Regions from separate parts of the Mus musculus genome. Here all the other regions are linked to region 2. Evidence: chromatin loops called from intact Hi-C (ENCODE). Cell type or tissue: heart. All regions are shown on one strand.

Region 1 (5,000 bases), 170 kb before region 2:
GGAGAAACAGAGCTTTGTCAAGAGACACTGCTTCCTGCACATTCCTGTATGATGGCAGAGAGAAGGTGTGGTGGGCTGATGTGAGCACAAGGCCTGGAGGGACCAAGAAAGATGGAGGCAGCGCTGACTTTAGCAGCGCTGGTCAGAACATGAATCCCTGCCAGCTACTTACTGTTTGAGTGATGTAGCCTACCTAATATCCGAGCCTGATTTTTATATGTAAATTTGATTATTTACAAATAGAAGATGGAGGTAAAAGTTAAATAAGGCAGCGCAGCTTTTTAAAAAACCATGCTGACACCGTTTCTTTAGTTTTGTGTGTGTGTATGTGTGTGTGTGTGTGTGTGTGTGTGTGTGTGTGTGTATGATGTTTTCATTTAATGCACCATGGGCCTGGAGAGATGGCTCAGTGGATAAAAGTGCTTCCTGTACAAACATAAGGTCAGAGTTCATACCCTACCTCCCATATAAGCATTACCATTGTCCCCATGGACCTGTAACCCCAGGGGTGGGTCTCTCTCTCTTTCTGTCTCTGTCTGTCTGTCTCTAACGTTTTCTCTCTGTCTCTGTCTGTCTCTGTCTGTCTGTCTGTCTGTCTCTCTCTCTCTCTGTGTTGGGAGGAGAGCAGAGATGAGAAAACTTACTGGGGCTTGCTGTCTGTCTCCCAGCCTAGCTCCAGGTTCAGTGAGAGACCCAGTCTGAAAGGAATAAGGTGGAGAGAGTCTCCTCTGTCCTCTGCAGGTATACTTGCACACCTGCACACACATATGCTCACACCACACAATATACCGCCCTCACATGTGCACAAAAATATGTTAAACCCTCATCTAGCACAGTGTCTGTCATTTACTGGCTCAAAATGGCAACTGTTTGTAAGTACCCTGAAACTCACAGATGCATAAGACAGTACAGTGGAGGGCAAAGGCTGAGTCCCTAAGGTGCGGTGTGAGACCCTGAACATCACTTTGAGAACAAGCCAATGCCGATGCATTTCCTCTGTTCAGTCTCACACTTCTCTAACCTAGACACCCAATCTTGCTTCATCTTCTCTATTTTCAAACTGTCTGAACCCAGTCTCCCTAGTCAACTTCCTGTCTTCTTTCTTTTCATTTTTTCTTTCTATATAAGAAAGCTAGTCATTCCATTCATAAAACTCAAGTGTAGTAAAACTGGTGAAGATTGTAATCAAAGCCGTGTCCCCACACATACCATTTTGGTCATGGAATGCAGAGCATTCCAGCTATCACTGCTATATTAGGGCAGGGGGAGGTGCTAACATACATGGACTTTACCAATATGAACTTTTAGGTAATTTTAACTGAGCCAGTTGGTTTGGCCTGCCTCTGCTTTAGAGGGGACACAGTAGAAGACGTGATTCCTGCCCTCCCATGACCCGAAACAATAATTCAGTTTCCTTATGTCCTAATATTTTCATCTCCATAGCAGGAATTTACAAATTTGTTCCCATCATATTACCTATATTTAGGTATTTGCCCTCTACAAGGTATTTAAGCATAACTATGAACCCATCAACTAATGACTGAAATGCTCAGAGTTCCAAAACTAAAAAATAATCCATAAAAATGATTCATAAAAATTTTGATTTTAATATTTAACATTGCTACATTGGTACTACATTATATTCTAAACCACATTCAAATATTGAAACAAAATATTTCAGAAAATATCATTTACTCTCTAATTGATGTTAATGAGATCCATAATTAGTTTTTCCTGAAGAACAGTGGAGTGTTAATTATATACCCCAAAGGAGATCTTGATTAAAAGCTATAAAAGACAAGTTACATTGGATCTCAACTTATGTACAATTCTTGGGTTAAACTATTTTAAAAGTCAATTCTCCCTCCTTTTAAAATATAATGAAGCTATACTTAGTAAATAAATGAAACCAACTGTCCCAAACAACTGTTGCTTGGTAGCTTAAAGCATTCACTTTGGTCTTTTGGTATAGTATAGAATAACCAACAAAGAAAAGAACCATAAACTATTTTGATACTGACATGAACTTAAAATAAAACATGTCCAAATTTAAGCATACAAATATAACTCAGTTATCTGCCTCAGTGACAGCAGGAACTCACGCTATATAGCACGATACAAGGTACAGAAGAGAAAAGGCTGACCAAATACTCACTGGGTTTCCTCATGGCTGGGACTAAGTAGCTTTGTCCTCTTACAAAAACACTGTCTGGACAGAATTCCCAAGCAAGCACTTGGTCGACTCTGGAGCCTGTCCGTCACGGGCTCTGTGGCCGCCCCTTTCCGCACAAACAAAAACAGAAAGAACTAGTGCACCTGCAAGCCCTTGCTGGACGGAACTTTGTGGATGTACACAGTCTAAGCGCGCCGAGACAAGGAAACTCAGACGCTCGGGGGTTGGCTCAGCTTGAACCGGCAATGGATCCAGACAAAAAGATTCTAGCTGAGAAGGAAGGTGTTACTGTTCCAAGTCATACCAAGCAAAGAGCAAACAACAGAAAGCAGTCGTACCTGAGGCAGCCCTGGAGGTGATGCGGAGGAGGATCATTTGTTTACTTTAGGAAAAAAAAAAAAAAAACGAATCTAGACCTACCCGGGGCACCTCGTCTCTTCCTCTTTTCTGGGGCTCCCTTCATATCCAGATGCAGAGGAAGTGTTGCAGTTACCAGGAAGGAAGTTTTAACCAAGTTGATTATACATGTGATTGCTCATTTTAAAAGTGTCAGAAATGCATTTCCTGCTGAAGCACACACAGAGCAGAGCGGAACAGAGAACGGTGTTTGCCTTACTATTTCTCTCACTCTTTGAATTAACTCTTCAAAGATTGTGAGAGACTCAGACAAACCAAAAATATACCCAAGGCATAAACAAATGAAGCGTGTGTGTAGCTAGCAATAAGTAGAAGAAAGGGCTGCGTAGCCACAGTATTGGATTGCTTGTAGTGAAATCTATTTCCCTTTGAGAATTCGAATAAGCCCTAGTGTGTGTGTGTGTGTGTGTGTGTGTGTGTGTGTGTTGTAACTGTGGACTGTTGGGCTCAGTCTGGATGCTTGCAAGAGCAAAGCCTGGGAACTCACTTCCTTACATTGGTGAGACCTCCCCCTGCCTCCCTTCTAGACCATTCAAGTCTCAAAATATCACAAACTGAAAGTCCTGCAGCATGCAATGTGTGTGCCTGTTGCTGATATGCTGAGTGTGTGTGTGTGTGTGTGTGTGTGTGTGTGTGAAAATGAATTAGTCAGACAAAACAGGAGGACATTGCTCTCCTGGCGACATTAGGGAGCTAGAAACTGCCTGCTCCAGGCAGGTAATCACTGAGAGATGGCTTCCAGTTTCCACAGGCTTGGAGAACAGGGAGGAGGCAGGCTCTGAATTCTTCTTAAAGCAGTCCTATATTTTCCAAGTAACCTCAATTCCTTCTACAACCCTAAGCATAGCCAGTCGTCCCCTGTTCCAGGGGTCTCTATACCAGGGCTTATTCTCCCCCACTAGGCTGTCAAGGATTCCAGCTGGAACAGCAAGAAGGATAGAGGAGCCTCACACAGCCCTCCGAAGCACAGCCTCATGAGTTTCTTTGAGCTTCGTGGATATTGAGATAGAGTCTCTGACCTGTTCTATTTCCTCTCACACAGTCCTTGTGATGGTTCGTACAGATTGTAAACGTGACAGGATCTGGAATCTAAGAGACAAATCTCTGTGCATCCCTATAAGCCTGTCTCTAGACTGGCTTAGGTGAAGTATATAAAGGTCCACTCTAAACATGGGAGCTGCAGTTCTGGATGGGAGAAAGCCAGAGAACGGCAGGCCCTGTTCATCTGCTTCCTGATGGCAGATGCAATGTTAGCAGCTGCTCTATGATCCTGCCGGCATGACTTTCCTGCCACGATGCACTGTACCCTCAAATTGGGAACCAAAATAACTCCCGTTCTGCCTTAAATTGCTTCTGTTGGATGCTTTGTCACAGCAACAAGGAAAACAGTACATAAAAGATAAAGTCCTTTGGGTCTTAGCTTTAAAATAGTGGTTTAAGAGTCAATAGCAGTGGTCAAGTCTTGATTCAAAGGCTGCTGAATTTCAGATATGTAAAGGGGGTATTTCAGCTTTCCAAAGCATATTTCTATGTAAGCATACTTCCTTGAGAGGTTGGTATCTTTACAAGTCTCAGGGTAGCTTGAATTGTTTAGGGGGGAAGACTTACCAAGTTATGCTTCACTCAGTGTGTGTGTGTGTGTGTGTGTGTGTGTTTGGGGGGGCCCTGACAGCAGGTGAAGTGAGTAGGGCTCTTCAGAGGGGACGCTGACCTGAGGGGACTGTGAGCTGACTAATTCTCAGCTTTCCAGCTTTACACACACATGCATATGCACGCTTTCAGAAATGCTAGACTCAGGCTCTTGGGTCCTTTTTCTTTTGAAAGGACTATTCAGCTAAGTTCACTCATGTGAAAAAAATGTCAATTCTCTGACTAAACTTTCAAATACTTTAGGCTTACCGGTGGTTTGAGATTAAACGTCCTATGATCGTCTTCAATTGCTCATACAGCCACTAAAATTTACTATTTGTAGTGAATATTGTTAGGCAGAAGTAATGAGACATGCCTGGTGCCTCTTTTCTCTGTGTGTACTTCTCCATATGGAACCTCATTTTCCTAATAAGGAAATTTTATCCCCAGAAATTTGGGGTCAGCCGATCTCCAGGCTACGTCACTTATGGTAGTGATAGCGTGCTGCTGTTTTGTCCATTCTGAGAGTCTCATGCATCTAGCACTATATTCTCAATGGAATAATCAGGTTACATTTAGAATATAGCTATCGTAGGAATGACAAGATGGAATCAATTCAAAGCAGAAGACAGAGTAGGCAGTGCTCATGGAGAAACAGATTAAGAAATTAGTTGTTCCATCTGAGGGATGCTCTTTGCATTTGGTCCTCCGAGATTATCCACAGTATTGTTGGCAAGCAGAGCACCATGCATAGGCATTTTCTGTTTCATCATGAAGCAGA
Region 2 (5,000 bases):
ACTGAACATGCATAAAGCATTTCTATTTAGTTAGCACAACACAGTGTGGAAGAACCAGCAGTGAAATATAAAGATCTCTAGATTAGGGACATAAAGCTCTATAGCAGCAACCCTGCTGTTAGCAAGCTGTCTTAATAAACTCCTGTGGGTCTAAACTGCCCTCATCTGTGCGACAAGAAGACTGAACCAGGTGTGTCTCAGCTCAAATATTTAAAGGAACTATTTTAACTGTATGCAGATCACAAAAATTTGGCATTGCATTCATTGTGTGCTGCAAAATAAGATACTTACTGAAGAAAATTCTAGCACCAGGACATAGATTTAAAAAAAAAAAACCTTATTTTACAGAAATCTTAGGGGCTGGAGGGTATAGATCACTAGTAGGGTGCAGTCTTCATATGTGTGAAGCTCTGGGTTCTATCCCCAGCAAGGGGAATAATGAAGTTTAAAGGACTTCAAAGAAAATTGCAATATAAATGCAAAATATATAATTACCTTGTTCTAAGCAATTTCAGTGCTGCACTCCATTTCAAACAGGCAGTGCTATTTCATACATCCATTTGGTATGCATTCAACGCCTATTATGTGAATAGGCAGCGAGTTGAGAGTGAATAGAGGAATTGACAAAAAGGATGTCTACTACTGTCTTCCCAAATACAAAAGGTGATTCATTCTTAAGGATGTATTCTTCTCAAAGAATCTTATTGATTACGTGGAATACTACATCAAGGATAGAGATGGTGCTGCGAATGGCAATTTAATACCAACTGAAATGTGGAATAGCACTCTGATTTAAAAAAAATGTTTTCTTTCAGCAGAACAGCTTTGCTGCCATTGCTGTTTGTCCAACTTGAGCAGACTTTTTAGTTCATACAGTATTAACTCTTTTCTTTCCCAGTGACCTGTACCTCCTAAATGTGCCAAGATGGTTCCATTGCCCAGAAGGAAGCTGTCATCAATGCCTGAACTTTTAGTTTTCTTAAAAGATGGGGTCAAGAGAGGCAAAGCATATGAAGATGCCAAAGCAGGATTTGAGACTTTAGAAGGGATTCATGAAATGCCCATCCCTTCTAGTTTATACCCAACTCTCTCAGCTGTTATACTATCAAGTCTTGGGGTTCTCTCTCATTATTCAGACTGGTAGACTTCCCCAGCTCAACCCACAGCTGAACACAATCACCCACGACACCCCCAAACATGGCACTCACACCCACCCACTTCCTTCTCTTGACAGGGCAACCCTCATGGATCCACCCAATGGTTGACTGGCCTTCCAGGGCCTCACCATCACCCACCACAGCCACCATGTTCCACGAACTGGCCTCTCCCCCATCAGTCCCCGCCCCTCACTCGGAGAGCACCCAATGGGAGGAGCTGAGGCCGTGGGAGGCGGGGACTAAGGCGGGCCCATTTAAAGAAAGGCTGAGGGCGAAAGGAGGCAAGAGAAGAGAAGAAAGAGAAGCCAGGGGAGGGGGCGGGCGCCGTCCAATGACAAAGCCCCGGGGTGGGCGCCCGCCGCTGCCGCCATCTTTAGCCCGGCCACAGGACAACCAGCGCGTCCTCCGCCCCGAGGGGGAGGGGCGGCGAGGCGAGAAAAGTAGCGAGCGGCGCCGGGCGGAAGGCGCCAGCACAGGCTAGCAGCGCCGGGCGGAAGGCGCCAGCACAGGCGAGCGCCGCCGAGCCGGGCGCGGACAGGGACGGCGGGCGGTCCCGAGCGGCCTCTGATGCGACGCGGCGTGAAGAGGCGGCGGCGCCGGCCCCGGGCTGCCTGGGGCGGCGGCTACGGAGCGGAAGGAGGGGCCGGGCTGGAGGCGCTGGAGGAGAAGGTGGTGTACTCGCGGTCGCAACTGTCGCTGGCCGGAAGCACGGAGGCGCTGGGCGACGCCTTCAAGCTCTTCATGCCCAGCAGCACGGAGTTCATGAGCTCGGAAGCGGAGCTCTGGAGCTTCCTCTGCAGCCTCAAGCACCAGTTCTCCCCGCACATCCTGCGCAGCAAGGACGTCTACGGCTACTCCTCGTGCCGGGCACTGGTGCCCGACCCCCCGGCGCCCGACAGCCGCCCCGCGCGCCGGCCGCGCCCGCGCGCAACGCCCAGGAGGAGGCGCCGTGGAGCTCGGGCTGCCGCGGACACCCGTAGGCCGCGCCCCGCCGCTGCGGCCGCGGAGCCCGGGCCTCCCGCATCCAGCTTCGGGGGCCGCACCCTGGAGGAGATCTGGAGGGCGGCCACCCCGACGCTGACCAGCTTCCCGACCATCCGCGTCGGCGACGACGTGTGGGGCGAGCGCAGCCTGGCGGTGGCGCGGCGCAGGGCGAGCCAAGTGCTGCGAGTGGACCTGGACCCGGTGGTGAGGCTGCGCCGCTTCCCGGTGCACCGGCTGTGATGCGCGCTGCGGCGCCTCCTGCCGGCCGCCGCCCGGGGAAGCTTCCGCGCGCTGGAACGGACTTATGTCAATGTCAGTCGAATGTTTACAGAACCGGCCCCCTTTGGTGCACTTTATGCGCGAACTAGGCCCCTGGATGCGGTGCGGCGCCGCGGTCCAGGATCGGGACAGGTGCGGCCCCCACGCCCGCGGCCAGACGGGACGGCCGGACCCGCGACAGAAGTCCCTTTGCTTCCCAACCCGGATGGAGACGTCTCCAGAACCTGGAGGGACACGTGCGTTTTCTCCCTCTCGGACTCTACCTCACCGGTCTGGAAGACCTCCGAAGACTTACAAATTTTTTTCTCCAAAGGAATTTTGTTTTCGTGCTTGTGTAATACAGCCAGAATTTTACTTGCTCCTGATTCCCCTTCTGTTTTCTTTTTGACTGTCAGCCCCACTTTCTGGACAGAAGATCGACTATGTTTCCTGGTGAAGTGCTGGTGTACGCTCAGGGTATTCTGAAGGCCACTCGTTTTCTAATTTTTACTGGATTCCAAAGCTTTGATCAAGGTCGTCTTTTAAGAGTTTCAAGCTTATGACTGTTAATGTAAGGATTTGTATGGCTTTGAATTTCATGAGCTCAGTGATTAACAAGAGATGCAAAGTACAACTTTAAAATAAAAGGTTAAGGTGTTTATATATAAAGTTTTATATTGAAAGTTTATATTTACTGAGCTCCTAAGTAAAATGGTAGAATATTCTTTAAAAGTTTTGTTTAAGAAAAAGTTGACTTACTCTATTCATTTAAATTGAATAAAATTGAAGTGTTTTGAACCACATGGCTTGTGATAAAAATTGAATAAATTTTGAAGAAGATGTTGGCTACAAGAATGACTGGAATCCAGTTGGAGGTGTTTGACCTCGCTTCCTGGTGTAACATAATATTCAGGATTGTTAATGGGAAGAGAATTAAGATGGAAGTTGCTTAGGAGAGATCAATACGTGTGGACATTGTGAATAAACAGATAAACAGAATACCCTTTAGAATTCCCAGAATTGTGAATGATCTATAGGGAGGGGCAGGGGCATTTCTTGGTACCATATAACTGGTCAACGTTATTTGGCAGAAAAGTAGATCTTAATTCTTTGTTGTTGAATAACAAGAAATGCCTAAGCTAATACTCATTGTATTTCTGAAAACCATGACAATTGGTTGACAGTTTGTCCTATGAGTTTTCTTTTTCTCTTCTTCCCATTCATCATTGTGTTTGCAATCTTTGATAGCTGAAGGCCACAGGAATCAAAACATGGAGCCACACAGTACTGACCCTTCTTGTACTTGTCCACTTTTATAATAGCGTGTATACCATATGGCCCAGAGTGGAGTTCTTGATTATCCAAGTGCCTTTGGTCATTGGTGGCGGCAAGACTTGGTGGGTTTTTAGCCAGTGGTGCCACAGCCAGCTTTTTCTGCAATACCTAAAGGGTCAAATAGTGTTTTTTCTACCACTGTTATTTCAGATTTAAGTGTTCTGCCATGGGACATTCCTACAGGGCTGGAACTTATTAAGCACTCAGCACTAAGGTTTATCTCTGCTTGGCAGTTTCTGAGAATAATGACAGTTGCAGTTTTGACTCTTGTGTTTCTAGAATTCAACGGCATAGCTTTCTGAATTAAGTATTTTAAGTTTTTAATAGTTCATGAAAAGAGCTGTGAGTTTAATTTTAGTGTTTTTGTTTTGTAAAAAACCACACACACACACACACACATATATATATATATATACATATATGACTTTATGCCAGTTTCCCACAAGCCTCGGTCTTTTATTCACCACTCATTGATAATACATTGTTACAAATACTGTTACTTGAGTACATGAAAGGTGGGTCACCATGAGAGGGAGAGTGTTAGAGCTGTGTCATGGGAAGCTAAGACAGTTTGGTTATTAGCTTCCATTGCCAAATGTATTTCAGAGACATGGGATTTTCTTCCCAGAAAATATATTGTTAACTTTTATAGCTAACTAGCACCTGATGAAAATGCATTTGTACCACTTCACGTGTATATAGTTTTATAACAAGAAATAAATTCAATGGCCATATTAGAATGTAATTTCAACATGGGATTTATCTAGATACTTCCCAGAAGATTCTGAAATTAGACATGGCTGAGGGTAAAATTTACCTCGGGGCCACAATGGACAGGTAACCAGTTACACCATGCATTTATTTTTACTGAGATTTTTGACATTTGTTTCTCTCATGCCTTGGTACTTTAGTGCAGTTGATGGTATGCATAAATGCTTCTTTGGCTTATCGTTCCAACTGACTAAAGTTTGGATTTGGTTTCCAATGCGGAGTTTGATACGGCTCAAAAATATAACCTTTATTTTGCCAAGTTTTTCTGCAGCAAAACCCATGTTGCAGCTTTGAACATATGAAGACACATCTAATGTAGCTGATGAGTCTATTATAAGAAAGTGGAATTTTTCCTGGGTACCTTTGGACAGGATGTGGAAAGAAACTTGACACTGTGGCCTTTACGATGAAGCATCTGGATTTTGTACTAGAAGGAAACTCTAGCTTCATTTGTGGGTAGTTTTAAAGACGTCCCATTTGTTATTTTGCCCTCTG
Region 3 (5,000 bases), 73 kb after region 2:
ATTGTTAATAAGGGATGAGACCCGCCGGACGGTGGTGGTGCACGCCTTTAATCCCAGCACTTGGGAGGCAGAGACAGGTGGATTTCGGATTTCCAGGACAGCCAGGGCTATACAGAGAAAGCCTGTCTCATAAAAACCAAAAAGGAAAAAAAAGGGGGGGGGGGGTGAGACCAGAACCACATCTAGGTCACCTTGGCATGGAGAGGTGTGGTCCTCCTAGCATGTACTAGATAGAAACAGATACAGGTAAGGGACAAGTGGCTTGCTGCCTTACTTGAAGGTGGCTAAACAAAGCTAAGATAGCTCTTATTATTATGAAACCAAAGCACCCCCAAATACCTAGATGTGTATTTAACTTTCCAGCAAAATAGCCAAGATAATTAGTGGCAGATTGCTAAAGAATGCTTTTCCTATTTTACCTGCCTACATCAATCTGGGAAAAAAATCAGTCAACTTCACTGGCCTAGAGATGAGATTATCCAAGCACCTATCTGCCCACTATTTAGTCTACTCATCCATCATTCTACAAACATGCAGTGACCGTGGTATACTGGGAGCTGAAGGAGTTGGAAAGGTGAGTGCAACACTGCACTGAAATCACATGAATTTCAACCTTAGGATCCCTTCTGTAGTTTTCCCTCAGTAGATGATGAATCTACCAGTTTTCCCATAGCTACACTATAAGGGAGATCGGACATAGAAACATTTAGATTCATAACTACTCCATCACACATTATGTGATGATGAGTTAAGTTAGTTAAAGTTTCTGGGCCACGGTTTCCCTATTTGTGATAAATGAATCCAATAATGGGAAGTTGCTATAAGGAATAAAGAAATGTATGCAATTCTTGAATATGGTTTTCGTTTATCTTCGGTTTTTTGCTTGTTTTGATTTGCTCTGCTTTGCTCTTTTTAGAGTCTCACCTTTCTCAGGCTGACCTCAATCTTGCTAACTAGAAGAGAATAACCTTCAACTTCTGATCTTCCTACTTGCACTTTCTAAATGTTCATATCACAGGCATGTGTCACCAGGCCCAGCTTTCTCTTAATTCTTATAGGATGCTCTTTCCCTTGAACAGAAATGTGGCATTCCTCTCTAAAACAGTCCATGTGGTGTTTAGAGCATTAAAGCCCATAAAGAAAGGGATTGAACTGTGCTCCAACCATATATTCATGATGGCCTCTTGCTTTTCCTAGTAGCTGTTTTTCAGAATTCTTTTTTCTTTTTTCTCCAGATTTCTTGAATTATATTTTTTGTATTACATAGTTCAATCATGTTTTCTTCTCCCCCAACTCTTCCCAGATCCTCCCTATATATTCTAAATATTCTACTCTCTATCCTTCTCTCCACTCCCTCTCTCTCTCTCTCTCACACACACACATACACACACACACACACACACACACACTTGTTTTGATTTTTATTTTTTCTGGACTCTTAAAAATTCATATCTGAAGAGGTTTCTGAGCTCTCCTCTGCCTTTGCCTAGAGCCTTGGAGATCTTGGAGGTCTCTCTCTCTCTCTCTCTCTCTCTCTCTCTCTCTCTCTCTCTCTCTCAGTGAGCAATCTGTCTCCTTGGCTACTTGTGGCTTAGTACACTAAGAGTGACAGAAGAACCATTATTGCTCTTACTCACGCTTAAACATCTGCTCACCCAGCCTGCAAGCTGGGTGACACATGCCAGGCAGCCAAACATCTCCCAAATATGTGGGTCAAAGTCTATTGTTTATTGTTTGAGTCAGACACATGTTATTTATAAGCACATTTGAATTTGATTTTAGGGTTTAAAATAAATCCTGTAGTCTCTCTAACTGAAACTTGAAAGTGAGAAAGTACTTACTTCTGAATAATAGTCTTTATTATTCCTTACCTTTAATATGGATAATTTTTATGAAAAACAAAACAAGCATTGATGAATGTTATCTAAAAATGTCAGAAGAGAGCATTAGAATGGAGGATCGAGCACTTTCCTGGAGGTTATACTAGGAAAGTCAGAGTGAAGCTCTTGCTTATCCATCCTTCCTGGCTCTGTGTTTGTGGGCAGATAATATCTCAGAGATTATTATTGTTGTTGTTAGTACATCACTGGTGGTAGTACTATCTGAAACATAGTGGAGTAGTCCTACTCTGAAGCATGAAGTATACAACCAACATAGCAAATAACCTGGTACACTCTACACAGTGTTTACCATATAATCAGGTTTTCTTTTCCAAACAGATTTTTCACTATTTCTGTTTGTCACTGTCTCTAAAGGTGAGGACTTTTGTAGGCTAAAATATCATCTATTTGACATATGAACTATCTAAAAATGCAATACTTTCTGTTTCCCTTTGAGATAACTAATACATTTAATATACGAATAAGTACTACCTTCAAGTAACAGATTAAATGATTTATGATTTAATGATAGGGACTAAACTGGAATCCATAGCACAAGATCACACACAGAAGATATACTAGAACTTTCTAGGCTCTGCCCACTGTCATTCTATTTTTAGTACAGTAGTGCCTAATAGACATCTGCTAGATATCAAGTGTGCTAGACAGAAGTAACTGGGAGCAGTGGGACCCGGGCACCCAGGAACTCCACCTGACCAGTGGCATGGGCTCCATCTAGTCTGGTTAAAGCACACATCACACCCCACAGAATAATACTGGGAGACTTCAACACCCCACTCTCAGCAATGGACAGAGCATGGAAACAGAAACTAAACAGAGAACACTGAAACTAACAGAAATTATAAACCAAATGGATCTAACAGATATTTATAGAACATTTCATCCTAAAGCACAAGAATATAACTTCTTCTCAGCACCTCACAGTACCTTCTCCAAAACTGATCATATAATCAGTCACAAAACAGGCTCCAACAGATACAAGAAGATTGAAACAATCCCATGCACCATATCAGATCACCATGGACTAAGGCTGGTCTTAAATATCAACAAAAACAATGAAAGCACACATACACATAGAAGCTAAACAATGCTCTACTCAATGATAACTTGGTCAAGGAAGAAATAAAGAAAGAAATTAAAGGCTTTTTAGAATGTAATGAAAATGAAGACACATTATACCAAAACTTATGGGGCACAATGAAAGCAGTGGTAAGAGGGAAACTCATAGCTCTAAGTGCCTCCAAAAAGAAACTGAAGAGAGATTACACTAGCAGCTTGTTGGCACACCTGAATGCTCTAGAACAAAAAGAAACAAATACACTCAAGAGGAGTAGATGACAGGAAATAATCAAACTCAGGGTTGAAATCAACCAAAAAGAAACAAAAAGAACTACACAAAGAATCAACAAAACCAGGAGTTGGCTCTTTGAGAAAATCAACAAAATAGATAAACTTTTAGCCAGACTAACCAGAGACAGTATCCAAATTAATAAAATCAGAAATTAAAAGGGAGACATAACTACTAAATATATCTTAAAATAATTATTCTGCTTTGTTGAATATTAACTGTTGAAAATATTAAAATCATGTTCTACAAAAGAAAAAGTGCTGCTCTCCTTAGGGACACCGTGAACCAAGCATACCTGTTCCAAATTTTCACCCTTCTTGAAGGCCTAAAAAAATACACCCATGCTATTATAAATACTGCTAAGTGTCATGAGATAAAAGACCCAGAGACTCTAAGGCTTTGTCATGTCACACATTTCATGTTTGGTCCATGCTACAGGGGAGATCAGAGATTTGTTTTAAACAGAATTATTGGACGGATATTAATATCTTTAGATGATATTCCAACTGCTATATAAAGAGTAAATTGATGTTAGGTTTGTGTAATAGAATGGTAGTCCTGAAGGCTGGGAAGCTTAAGGTTAGATATACTGGCATCTGTTGTGGGTCTTCTTGCTCACAACCTGATGATGGGCATCACTTGGGGAGACAAAACAACCACTGGCTTGTGCCCCTTTCCATCTCTTTATATAGCTACTAATGACATCATAAATGTCCCACTATCATTACCTCATATAATCCTAACTACTCTACAATGTCCTACATCCAAATACCATGAGTACATGACATTGATATTATGTTTCCAACACATGAACTTTTTGGCACACAAGCTATACAGCAGTTAAAAGAGGGTGCAGATAAAGGTTAAGAAATGAAATGGGGGAGCAGGTGGGTGGTGGAAGAGATCATCTCTCCATCCTATGGTGGTAATGGGCACAAAGAAGTAGAGGGAAGACTGAGAGCCCTTGGTGATGGGCATGTCAAAGGAGGCAGGTAATGAGGAGAGAGTAAACATGTTCTCCAGGTTTCCTCACTGAGCAATGGGAAAGAATTCCCTGCCAGTGACCTGATGATCACAATCTGAAGTCTGTGTGTGTTTCAACCATTGTAATGTTGGCATTAATGCATATATTTAGATATTGTTGTTTGGTTGTCTTGATTATTTTATTTTTGTTCAGTTGCTTAGTTCCAACCATCTTGACTGGGTATAGAACACCATTAACTTTTTGCTGTCTCTAAGTTCTTTTTACTCTGGAATATGGACCTGATGAATTAGTCATAACATCTTTGACTCTGCCTCTAGTTACAATCACAGACATTTAGCAACAATGATTAGAAGAATATTGGACTCTAGAAGAATTGGTTCTTGTTCTTTGGACACCTGATGCTCAAATTCTCTTGTGTTCCTACTCTTCTCTCATCTGATAAGTCCTTACCTTCCTACTTCCTTGAAGTTGCTTACTCCTTGTGACCATCCAGCCCACTGATCTTCTTCACCACTCATACCTTACGATCACACCAAAACACTGTAAGCTCTTTGAAAGCAAGGATGGTGTCCTTGTATGCTCTACATAACCTTGCAAGAAGCCTGTCACATGATCAGAGTTCCAGTAGTTTTCTCCATCAAATGGTGTGCTCATACGAAATTAGGCAGCAGGACAGTGGAAGAGTTATTCTGGGCCAGGTAGAAACTTAGAACAGCCTTCATCATAGTCAAGTTGGAGACATTTGACTACATTTACTTACATGTAA

Evidence for each region. Hi-C counts contacts between places; a loop is a spot of excess contacts. Peaks named below come from ENCODE experiments on the same cell type or tissue, not always from the same donor. Only the 100,000 strongest peaks of a DNase experiment are listed, where the experiment ranks them.
Region 1: a loop joins it to region 2, with 4 times the contacts of the local background. A loop is called at or near these places in 2 of 42 quality-filtered maps.
Region 3: it touches region 2 in a loop (2.1-fold over the local background); 2 of 42 quality-filtered maps call a loop at or near these places.

The regions. Positions count from the first base shown.
Region 1 is chr12:32,206,007-32,211,006 of GRCm38, forward strand. Pik3cg (phosphatidylinositol-4,5-bisphosphate 3-kinase catalytic subunit gamma) reads right to left here and starts at 2,653. Exons shown (of 11, transcript NM_001146200.2): 1 at 2,512-2,653. In heart, no CTCF peak of the experiment used is centred here; a DNase peak (open chromatin) is centred at 2,325; H3K4me3 peaks cover 548 bases; H3K27ac peaks cover 611 bases.
Region 2 is chr12:32,377,260-32,382,259 of GRCm38, forward strand. Ccdc71l (coiled-coil domain containing 71 like) reads left to right here and starts at 1,530. Exons shown (of 1, transcript NM_001162903.1): 1 at 1,530-5,000. The coding sequence starts at 1,725. The coding sequence ends at 2,381. In heart, a CTCF peak has its summit at 2,371 (motif pointing left); DNase peaks (open chromatin) are centred at 1,472, 1,772 and 2,362; H3K4me3 peaks cover 3,522 bases; H3K27ac peaks cover 1,898 bases.
Region 3 is chr12:32,449,772-32,454,771 of GRCm38, forward strand. No RefSeq gene overlaps it. Among named protein-coding and RNA genes, the nearest start is that of Gm40375, 54 kb to the left of the region's middle. In heart, no CTCF peak of the experiment used is centred here; no DNase peak of the experiment used is centred here.